3 separate regions of the Mus musculus genome follow, and all the other regions are linked to region 1. The links are chromatin contacts, found by POLR2A ChIA-PET in ENCODE. All regions are on one chromosome and are shown on one strand. Each heading gives the region's core, a stretch centred on a gene start or an enhancer-like site at or near the end of the contact. The rest is flanking DNA. Distances are from core to core; before and after follow the strand shown. Region 1 holds the start of Plekhm3 (pleckstrin homology domain containing, family M, member 3). Region 2 holds the start of Mettl21a (methyltransferase like 21A). Region 3 holds the start of 2810408I11Rik (RIKEN cDNA 2810408I11 gene).

What was found. ChIA-PET counts read pairs that join two places held with the same protein, here RNA polymerase II (POLR2A).
Region 2: POLR2A ChIA-PET joins it to region 1 with 10 read pairs in Patski. The contact joins the promoter of Mettl21a here to the promoter of Plekhm3 in region 1. POLR2A ChIA-PET finds 5 or more read pairs at or near these places in 2 of 5 experiments (Patski and embryonic stem cell).
Region 3: POLR2A ChIA-PET joins it to region 1 with 23 read pairs in embryonic stem cell. The contact joins the promoter of 2810408I11Rik here to the promoter of Plekhm3 in region 1. POLR2A ChIA-PET finds 5 or more read pairs at or near these places in 4 of 5 experiments (Patski and embryonic stem cell).

What each region holds. Positions count from the first base shown.
Region 1 is chr1:64,955,122-64,958,523 of GRCm38, reverse strand. It overlaps Plekhm3 (pleckstrin homology domain containing, family M, member 3), which reads left to right and starts at 1,700. Exons shown (of 8, transcript NM_001039493.1): 1 at 1,700-1,829. It overlaps Gm51627 (predicted gene, 51627), which reads right to left and starts at 1,945. Exons shown (of 3, transcript NR_165472.1): 1 at 1,697-1,945.
Region 2 is chr1:64,616,252-64,619,653 of GRCm38, reverse strand. It overlaps Mettl21a (methyltransferase like 21A), which reads left to right and starts at 1,890. Exons shown (of 3, transcript NM_025964.4): 1 at 1,890-3,381. The coding sequence starts at 3,235.
Region 3 is chr1:64,688,910-64,692,311 of GRCm38, reverse strand. 2810408I11Rik (RIKEN cDNA 2810408I11 gene) reads left to right here and starts at 1,653. Exons shown (of 2, transcript NR_038009.1): 1 at 1,653-1,848. Ccnyl1 (cyclin Y-like 1) reads right to left here and starts at 967. Exons shown (of 10, transcript NM_001097644.1): 1 at 912-967. The coding sequence starts at 921.

The sequences.
Region 1 (3,402 bases), core at 451-2,950:
GACTACGGACTATATTTGGAATTTTATATAGTAAATATTTGGGAAGCTATATGTTATGAATTTGTGTTTTAGTTAGACAAACATATCTCTACTTCTGTCCTAGTCAGAATTTTCATTGCTGTGAAGAGATACCATGACCAAGGCAACTCTTTTTTTTTTTTTTTTTTTTTTTTTTTTTTTGGTTTTTTTCAAGACAGGGTTTCTCTGTATAGCCCTGGCTGTCCTGGAACTCACTTTGTAGACCAGGCTGACCTCGAACTCAGAAATGCTGACCTCGAACTCAGAAATCCGCCTGCCTCTGTCTCCCAAGTACTGGGATTAAAGGTGTGTGCCACCACGCCCGGCCCAAGGCAACTCTCATAAAGACAAACATTTAATTGGGGGCTGGCTTAACAGCTTCAAAAGTTCAGTCCATTATTATTATGGCAGGAACTTTGCAGTGTACAGGCAAGTGCTGGAAGACCCAAGAGTTCGACATCTAGATGCCAAGACAACCAGAAGGAGACAGTCTACTTCAGGCAGCTGGGAGGAGGCTCTGATTCCATACTGGGCAGAGCTTAATATACCTATACCTTAGTATACAGCAATCTCAAAGCCGGCTTAAGTAGCAGTCACTTCCTCCAACAAGAATGTACCTACTCCAATAAGGTCACACCTCTGATAGTGCCATTCCTTATGGCCAAGCATTGAAACATGAGTCTATGGGAGCCAAATCTATTCAACCAATCACAATTTGATTCTGTACTTTTTAAAGATTTGACTTTCAAAAAAAATATTATATATCCTGTTGAGTCCTAATTCTCTCCATTTTTAAACAGAATATGGATACTGGTCATTGACTTACACGCGTTTGTTTGTGCTTTGTTTGCTTTTGTTGTTGTTTTGTTTTGGAACTCACTCTGTAGACAAGGGTGGAGGGGCTCAGACTCACAGAGATCCACCTGCTTCTGCCTCCTGAGTGCTGGGATTAAAGGTTTGTGACACCACTGCTTGGCTTGCTTTTGCTTTTGAGACAAAGCCTGTAGCTCTGGTTGGCCCGGAACTCTCTGTGTAGACCAGGTTGGCTTCAAACTCACACAGGTTCACTTGCCTGTGCCTCCTCAGTGCCAGTGCTGGGATTAAAAGTGTGTGCTACCCCGCCCCCGCCCCTCTCTTACTAAGCTTAATTGAAAAAAAAAAAAAAAAAAAAAACCGACTAAGAAGTATGCTGTGATGGCAAATTAAGACTGAAAACTGAAAGGAAGATTCATCCAACCGGAACTGCACGTCTTTGCAAAGTGGCTGGTTACCAGCAGACCTCAGGAGAGGTGACTTCTTGCCCTTCCCTAAGCCCTAGCTGCTAGACTAGGAATCCACAGCCAGGTTAGAGACATTTCCCCTCAACCACATCCTTTAAAACCGTGAACCTAACTAAAGATGAAAAGCAGTTCGTGCACCTATCCAAAGATGACAAGCAGTTCATTCCTATGTTTGGAAAGCATTATTTCTGAGAAATTCTCTTATTCTTAGCAACTGCTGCTAGCTGGCCCTGCCCTGGTAGGTTCCAAGTGACAGTTTTAACTGCAAACATCCTCGGTCTTGGGAAGAACGTGGAAGGGACCAAGCCTGGGATAAAGGCTGTAAAGCAAACAATAAGATAAGGAGGTCAGGCCCCGCCCGACCGCCTGCTCCTCCCGTAGGAGGGACCGGTCCTCACCGGCTGGAACTCTGTGTAATCGGATCCTGTTGCCGGGCTGCCGCGGGGAAGCTTTTGGGCGTGGGACCGCGAGAAGCCGCTTGTAAACAGAGCCGGGCCGGGATGGTCGGCAGCTGGAGCGCAGTCGCTGGCGGTGAGGAGGGCGGGCTGCCCGGGTCGGGGTCCTGCCGGGGGTCGGCTGCAGGCCGCAGGGGAGAAGGGACCAGAGCCGCGGTGAGCATCCTCCTCACGGCGGCCTTGGGCGGGGAGGGGGACGGGATGACGCATCCCCGGAGCTCCCCGGGGTCGCCGGGGTTCTTCCCACGCACCGCTTTCTGTTGTATTTCGCGCTGGGGATAGCACTTCATTTGTGGGTGGCTAAGTGAGGAGGAAGACATGACCTGGTGTTTATTTTTTGTGAATCAAGTAACGCAAATTAGAAAGTAGTTGAATAAGGTGATCCTGTTTCTGCGTTGTTTTTAGTAACCCCTCCCCAGCGATCATAGAAACCAAACCCCAGTAGAGCTTTTAGCCCCAGAGAAACGCTACGTTTGTTCTTTCTATTGACTGAGCCCATTTTGAATGTATAGTAAATGACAGTACAGGACTAATGATAGATTGGTCTTGTATGAAAAGCTTATTAAGCTAGAAAACAAAAACAAAACAAACAAAACAAGATAAGGAGTCCTCAGGCCCTTAAGCTGGAAAAAAAATTCTGATTTCAGAAGACAAATAGAGGCTGGGCTTATATGTATAGTTTGCAAAGCAAGGCGCCTTTACAGGTTAAAAAGATTGAGATATATTATTGTAAATGTTATTTAGTTCCTCCCCTTTTTTTCTTTGATCCATGGAACTAGAAAGAAACTTCTGGGTTTTTCCTGTAAAATATTTTCAACAAATCATAATAAATTGTGACTTGTACTTATACAGCATTATAGAATAGTACACGTTATAAGTGGTTGCTTAAAACACCAAGTAGTTTTTATTTCATTTACTTAAAGAAATACCATAGCAAAAATGAGGTCTTTAAAAGGTCAATATACATGTGTTACCTTGGTAACATAATCTAACTTCACTAGGAGTCAAGTATTAGGTTAAATTGACACGAAGTGTGTAAATGTCATGTACCAAGAAATAACATCAATAACTTGTGTGTTTGTCTTTATAGTAAGTACTTTAACAATGCTATTGTTCTGGCAAGATCCTGAAAGCTTACTTCAGCTTAAATTCTTGTTTGGTCACTTTCTCATTTCGTCATCCTGGAAAGTTTACTCAATTTAGCTGTTTCCTAATCTGTAGAATGGGAATAATAGCCACCTCATCAAAGATTCAATGAGTTATTAAATATGTATGTTTTTTTTGAGAGAGTCTCTCTATGTAACCCTGTTTAGCCTGGAAATTGCTATGTAGATTAGGCTGGTCTTGAATTCACAGAGATCCACCTGCCTCTGCTGGAATTAAAGGCATGTGCCACTTGATGTTTTTAAAGCCCCTGGAACAGTACCTAGAATAAGTGTTTGATGAGTATATCAAATTAAAATATTCCACTACTGAAAAGCAGATGAATAATTGTCAAGTGTTCGGGAAGGCGTGGAGGGGGGAGTTCTTTTTTTTGTTTGTTTGTTTGTTTGTTTTTGTTTGTTTTGTTTTTTTTTTTTGGTTTTTCGAGACAGGGTTTCTCTGTATAGCCCTGGCTGTCCTGGAACTCACTTTGTAGACCAGGCTGG
Region 2 (3,402 bases), core at 641-3,140, 340 kb after region 1:
AAAACTGAAAGGAAGGCCAGGGTTGTTGGCTCACACATCAACATCTCATTCAGCAAGCCGAGGCAGGAGGATTGTCATGAGTTTAAGACAAGGCCAAGCGGTAGAGCGAGAACCTGCCTGAAAGAAAACTGAACAACCAAAACCAAGGGAGGCTGCCAGTGAAGTGTCCTCTCTGTTCTTAGAGGTACAACGTGGTTAAGGAGTCGAGTCCTCTTAACTGACAATGACACCTGGGAGTCAAGAGGACGAGGAAGATCTTACAAGCCTTGAAGGTCTCCAAAAGAATTCCTACCTTGCCAAACAGTCACACTAAAACATGTACCTCATTAATTTTGTATGAATCTTTTGAGGGCACATACATGTTTACGGTATGTGTGCTTTGTGCATACAGGGGACTGAAGAGGACACTGGGTCCGTGGCACTTAGGTGGAGTCTTGGATTTTTGTAAGCCATCATGTGGGTGCTGGGTTCTGATCCTGCATCCTTTGCAAGAGCAAAAGGCGCTCTCAACCACTAAGTCATTTCTCCAGCCCCTCTACCTCACTCACATTGGAAGTCTCCCAAGTTGTTAGCACCCCCCGTTGTGGTACCACCTAAGCAATGCTGCAGCACGCTCTGTTCTCCACGATTACAAAGGTTTCTTTCTCACTCCTGTTTCAGTTGTGAAGCTCCAACCGGGGACCTGGTGCTAAAGAGAGCCTGGATGTTAAGACACAAGCCTTGGCTAGGCATGGTGACACACAACCTGTAATCTCAGCACTTGCCAGTCTGGGGCAGGTGCATCTGAGTTTGAAGCCAACCTGGTACATATATAGTGAGTTCCTGGGCAGACAAGGCTATGTAGAGAAGAGAGATCCTGTTTTAAACTAAACCAAACCAAAGCCCTGGGATAGTGAGAAAGGAGCAACTACCCAGCTGCGAGGGGCTCTTTCACCCACGTTCTGATGGTAAGAACAATTTGTATGGTCAAGTATGAACTAAGGATAGGAAAATCCCTGGGCATATTAAAGACAGCCATATAGCAGGCTGAGCACTTAAATATGTACTCTATCAAATGCTCATTACTCTCTCCCCCAAGGATTAAACAAGTCTTTCTTCTCAGATATTTAGAGGCTCACCAGTGGTTTCTGTTTGTGCTCTCTTTAATGTCTACACTGCTATAGATGTTGATTTTCCTAAGCGGATGTGTGCCCTTTCTAAGCAAGTCGGCAATAATTACAACTCTGGGAGCTAGGAGGGGCAAAAGGAACACGGTAAGTAAATGTAATGTTGCAAATGCTCTTGTTGGCAGTGTGCTGGAGAGCTTGGGGGAAGTTTTAAAGTCATATACATATGTATGCAATCCTCCCCTGTGTGTGTATACATTTTCAGTGGAAAGATGGAGAATAGGGAGACAGAATGGTTAGCTAGATCCCAGGAATCTGGGGAGGTCAACCCATTTACATTTTTGAATGTTTTTCTGACCCAAAGTCTACACTTTCCTGTGCCTAGTTTAGGTCCCCAAAAGAAAGAAATAAAACAGAAAACACACGGAAGAAAGGTATTTCTTCTTCTAGTAACTACATATCAACGTGGTGTGGTCTTTTCACTTGTGCGTATTCACTGATGAAATCGGATTAGCTCTCTCTAGCGCAAAAACGTGAGCTTTAATAAGAAAAGGAAAAGGGGAAGCTGAGAAGCCGAGATAGCACAAAGCCATGGAGCAAGTAAGGAGAAAACTTACTAAGAGAAAAAACGGAGGAAGAAAAGACCCAAACAGGAAACTCAGTAACTTGAGGAAAGGGCTCTTACTGGTCCCCAGTTTACTGCAGGCCACTTGTCCCCAGTCTCCCGCAGCTGGTGCTGGAATGTGGAGGTCAGGCGCGCCCCCTGCCGGCCGGGAGAGGCGAGGGCGGTCGCGGCTCGGCAGGGTCCGGCACGCGGAGACCCTTGGGTGGCCAGGTCCGGGGATGGAGTTTGCAGCCGAGGCTGCCGGCCAGGATTTAGAAAGGCGTCCATTTCGGCCAGCAGAGTGGCGGCGTGGAGCGACGCGAGCGCCCGAGCGCATGTGGTCGGGCTCAAAACCCGGCCTGGGCGTCGCACGCCCACTCCCCAGCCGCGCCGTGGTTAGGGATGCTCGGTAGTGTTCTCTCCCACTTCACTGCCACCAAACGCGGTGACTACGTTTAGTTCTCTACTTCGCTACGCATCCTTGGGCGCCAACGTCGCCGACTAACTGTCCACTTTAAGGTCGGCCTTTCTCCCATGCAAGGCACCCCACGCCCCTGTGCACTCGCCCTCCCTGGCGCCCCAAAACCGTAGGGCCTCACAGGAACTACACAGCACGGGCCAGGGGAAAGCGGCGGTACCGGGGAAGGGGACCGGAAACCCGCGTCTCTCTTCCCGGAACCAGCTTCCACCGCCTTCTGCCAATCCAGCCTTTTAAGGAGGAGCTCCGCACAGCGACTGGGCAAGGCTGTGCGCTTGCGCGGCTCGGGTACCCTCCCGGAACCGTGAGTATCTACGTGGAGGCACTGCAGGGTGGCCAGCGGGCTGTGTGGGCGCCAAGCCTCCACCCGAGGGTCCGAAAGGAGTCTCTGCAGAGCCCTGCTCCCACCATGCTGGGTTCCCGGGACTCTTTCGTGGGCGCGAGGGAAGCGCATCTGTGGCCCCCGGGTGTCGTGCGGGACGTGCTTTTTGTCCCGCGGGTTGTCCGCCAGTATTGTCCGCTCCAGCCCCCAGGGTGACTCCATCCACTCTGCCGTAGGGAGCCTTCTAGGGTCAAAAGGCAGGGCGAACCCTTAGGATTTAGCAGAAGTACGCATTTGGCTCCTTTGTCCTAGCTGAACATGAGGATGTAGGTTGGCGGACCAAACAAACAAAAATGTGGGAGCTGGGTCCAGACAGATCAGGTGCCCAGGGCCGTCACTGTCACTTCGTGTACCGTTCTTTATGTAATGCCCAAGTAGTAACAGGAGCCTGTAGGGTGCCACAGTAGTTAGAGATTTCTAGGCGTTTCCTCCTCAGAGTTATTAGTTGACACCAATTCAGAGCCAATTTTCACTTCCCTCAAGTCTCGGAGGAAAAGCTGTTGAAGAAATTGGATGCACCTCAGTCTATTTCTTAGTTTGAACTTGTAATAACGTCAACAGCTTTTCCAAGTTACTTAAGTAAGATACAGCACTCAACTTCTGACTCTGGTGACACTCAGGATTCTTTTTGCATGACAGGTCTCAGCAGAGATAGACAGAAGAAATGGCCCTGGTACCCTATGAGGAGAGCGCGGCAATAGGGCTCCAGAAATTCCATAAGCCTCTCGCCACCTTCTCTTTTGCGAACCACACCATCCAGATCCGTCAGGACTGGAGGCAACTGGGAGTTGCTGCAGTGGTGTGGGATGCGGTAAGTCAGCACTGCAGGGCC
Region 3 (3,402 bases), core at 404-2,903, 270 kb after region 1:
AAATATTACAGGCACCCGCAGGGGGCTGTCTTCTTAAATCCCAAACCTTTACATTACTAATTTAAAGCTAAATTTAAGCTTTTGGCTCCATTTAAACGCCCAATGAACAATCTCTCCCCACCCTGCTTCCTTTGGAAGAGGTAAAATAAATGAAATTTGTTAAATGGCGATGTATTTACCAAAATGATAATTTTAAAGCAAGCAGAACTACTCCTTGTTAGGGAGGGGAAGCAGTACTTTTCTGAAGCCTGGAAAGAAACTAACATCTTTCACAGAAGTCTCCTCTTTCTGTGTTCCAACTATAACTGAAAGTAATAAAGCAACCTTTATTATTGAGGCTACTTTCAAAATCCTACTTAATACCATACACATTTTGGTGGCAATCTCTACTTGAACGTAAATAAGAAATCTTTAACCATGCTGAATCTAGATTGCTCTAGTATCAGTTACTCAACTCGTTCAGAGCAAGAGGAACATTATGCTCTTACCTTACGTACCATCTGCCTAAGTAAGGACAGAGAGATGGGATGGCTATTCTGAGGTTAGGGGTACCTGGGAGTTTTATTAAGAAAAGGGGCAATTATAGTCTCTTGAAGTCTTAAGTTCCACTGGACGGTACACAGCAGTACAAAGAGGAAGCGGTGCCGGGTACAGGGTCCCGGGTCAGAATGAGAGAATGGGAAGAGTGAAGAACTGGGCGTAGGGGTGGGAGAGAAACTGGCCAGACGTGGCCGAGAAAGAATAAGGGGTGGGAACACGAGCCACAGCCCTCATTCCCGGTGTCCAGGCCTGCGCCAGGAATAATCCCGGCAGGAAGGAACCCGAGGCGGCGGCCGCCTCCCAGCGGGACCCAGGGAGTCGGTGGAGGCCAGAGGTGCGCCACGGCCCGGACGCGCCCGCTGCCTCCTCACCTTCGGGCATCTCTCGGTCACTGATGTGCTGCAGGTGGTGGCCCTCGCCGGCTCCGAAATCCAACTCGGCGGGCTCCACGGCCGCAGCGGGCGCCGGCGCTACCGCCACCGCGTCCCCGGCCGCCGCCTCGTAGACCTCGGACTCGTAGTCGGGCTCTGCCGGCCCCGCGCGCCGGCCCAGCTTGGGGCTGGCATTGGGGGACACGCAACAGGTCAGCGTGTTCCCCATGGGGAGCGTCCGCTCCGCTCGGCCGACGCCTGCGCCTCCGCTCGCCCCGGACTCCGCGCCCGCCCCCTCCCCCAACAATGGCGCGGTCGGCGCCGGCAGCCCCGGGCAGAGCGGGGCTGCGCCCGCCCGCACTCGCCGCCGCGCCCGCTGCGCGCCCGCCCGCCCCGCCGCCCAGCCCGGGGCAGGGCTCCGGCCTCGGCCGCACCCCCGCCGGCTCGCCGCCGCCGCCTCCCCACAGCGGACTAGTCTGCGAGGGCGGCGACCAGCCCGGCTTATTTAAAAGGGGTGGGGACCCGACAAGCGCTGGGAGACGCAGCCACTGCGGGCCGAGAGCGCGGCCGGAGCTCCTCCTCCTTCCGTCGCCGCCTCCGAACTGAAGGCCGCTAGCCGGCTCCTGCCAACCGGAACGCGCTCCGCGGTCACCTGGTGACGGGTAGCCAATCAGACCCGGACTTCCCTCCACGCACCCGCCTACGGCCCAGGCACGTGACTCACAAAGCCCCGCCCCGTCCCTTAAGCTGAGCCGCGCGAATTCTGGTTTCCATTCATCTCGAGCTGCGCCGAGTCCGGCTCCTACTGGGGAGCTGCGGCAGTTTGTTACTCGAGGCCGCCCTTCAAGGCGGGCCCCGAAGGTCCGGCCTGGTGAAGAGTTGGTTTTGTCAGCAGTTTGGTCTCTCCATGTTTGACAGCTTCCCTTTGCTCACCCAAGTAAGTTGCACTGGACTTAGCCGGTTGTATATGGCTAAATGCTCTTCTCCTGTCTTCCCAGTGTTACGTTCTCGCTTGCAACTTGGCCATAGCAACCCCGGGGCTCGCTCCTTACTCTCAATAAAGAGTCGTGACTGTGTCTTGCATGAAACCCGAGGACACGTCACTCTTCAATTTCCTCGTACGTCAAATAAGGACCAAACTCTCGGTTCAGAAAAGCTGGGAGCCAGCAACTCCGGTTTCGCTTGTTTTCTGCCATCACAAGACAGGAGTTTCCAGACTTTGTTTCTTTAACTAGCAATGCAGAGAACAGTTTTCTCCCACAAAATAGAGAACCACACTGTGGGGTGCCCACAGTCCTAAGTGATGGGGATGGTAGAGAGCAATTGACCTTTAGCATGCACCAAGTATTGCCAACCATGCCAACCGAGCTCCCTTAGCGCTAAGTCTAAAGAGCAGTCCAATGTTCGATCTCCCAGATTTTACTGATCGGTGGCAGGGTAGGGGGAGCATGCAGAAACTGAGTAACTTTCTCAAGGTTACATGACAAGGTTACTGCTCGTGTAGGGGCCAGAATAGTCTGGATTCCAGGTTTATCTCCGAGTACCTGTGAAAGGAAGTCACGGTTAGGGAAAATGACAGAGACTGTTGGTGCTTGGTAGTGTTCATTTTAAGGAAGAGCAATCTTTTCACTTGGGGATTTTAAATATCTTCCCTAATTGAATCTTCTCGTTCATTTCTGTTCCTGAAGTCCAGCAGTCCAGGCTCCCAGTAAATTTAGGCAAATGAGAAGCAAAGATTTGGAGAATCTAGCTGTACGAGTTCACACTGCTGCTCTTGGAGTACAAACACAAATATCTGACCCCAAAGTCAATGAGGTCAAGAGTTTAGTTGTTTTCTTTTAATGTATATATTTATTGTATTTGTATGAGTACACTGTGGCTGTCTTCAGACACATCAGAAGAGGCATTGGCTCCCATCACAGATGGTTGTAAGCCATTATGTGGTGGCTGGGAATTGAACTCAGGACCTCTGGAAGAGCAGTCAGTGCTCTTAACCGCTGAGCCATCTCTCCAGACCAAGAGTTTAGATTTTATACTGGAAATAAGTGTTGAACATGAAGTTCAGAAGTCATTGTCATGTGTATTTAAGACTATGTTATTCTGGACAGTAAGAAGGAAGGGAAGAAAGGTCTAGTTAAGGAAGCCTAGTCTTTTCCTAGGAAAGAAAGACAACTCCAACAAAGGGCACTGGTGACTAAGTGGACAAAGAACTTATTTCCTAAGTGAAATAGGAAGTACTTACCTATTGGATATGGAGGGAGAACAGAAGTAGAAGGCAAAAAAAAAAAAAAAAAAAAAAAAAGTCTAAAGTTCTGATTTAGAGGGTAGGCGGGTTTTGATGCCGCTCCCCTAGACAGATAAAAAGAAGAATAAGTTTGGAGAAGAAAGTTTTTGACATTGTTAAGTGTTGTATGAAAATGAATCCTGAGGGGAGAAGAAGGCAGAGGGTATATAACTAAAGAAATTTTCTCTTAAGATGGGAGAAAAAGCA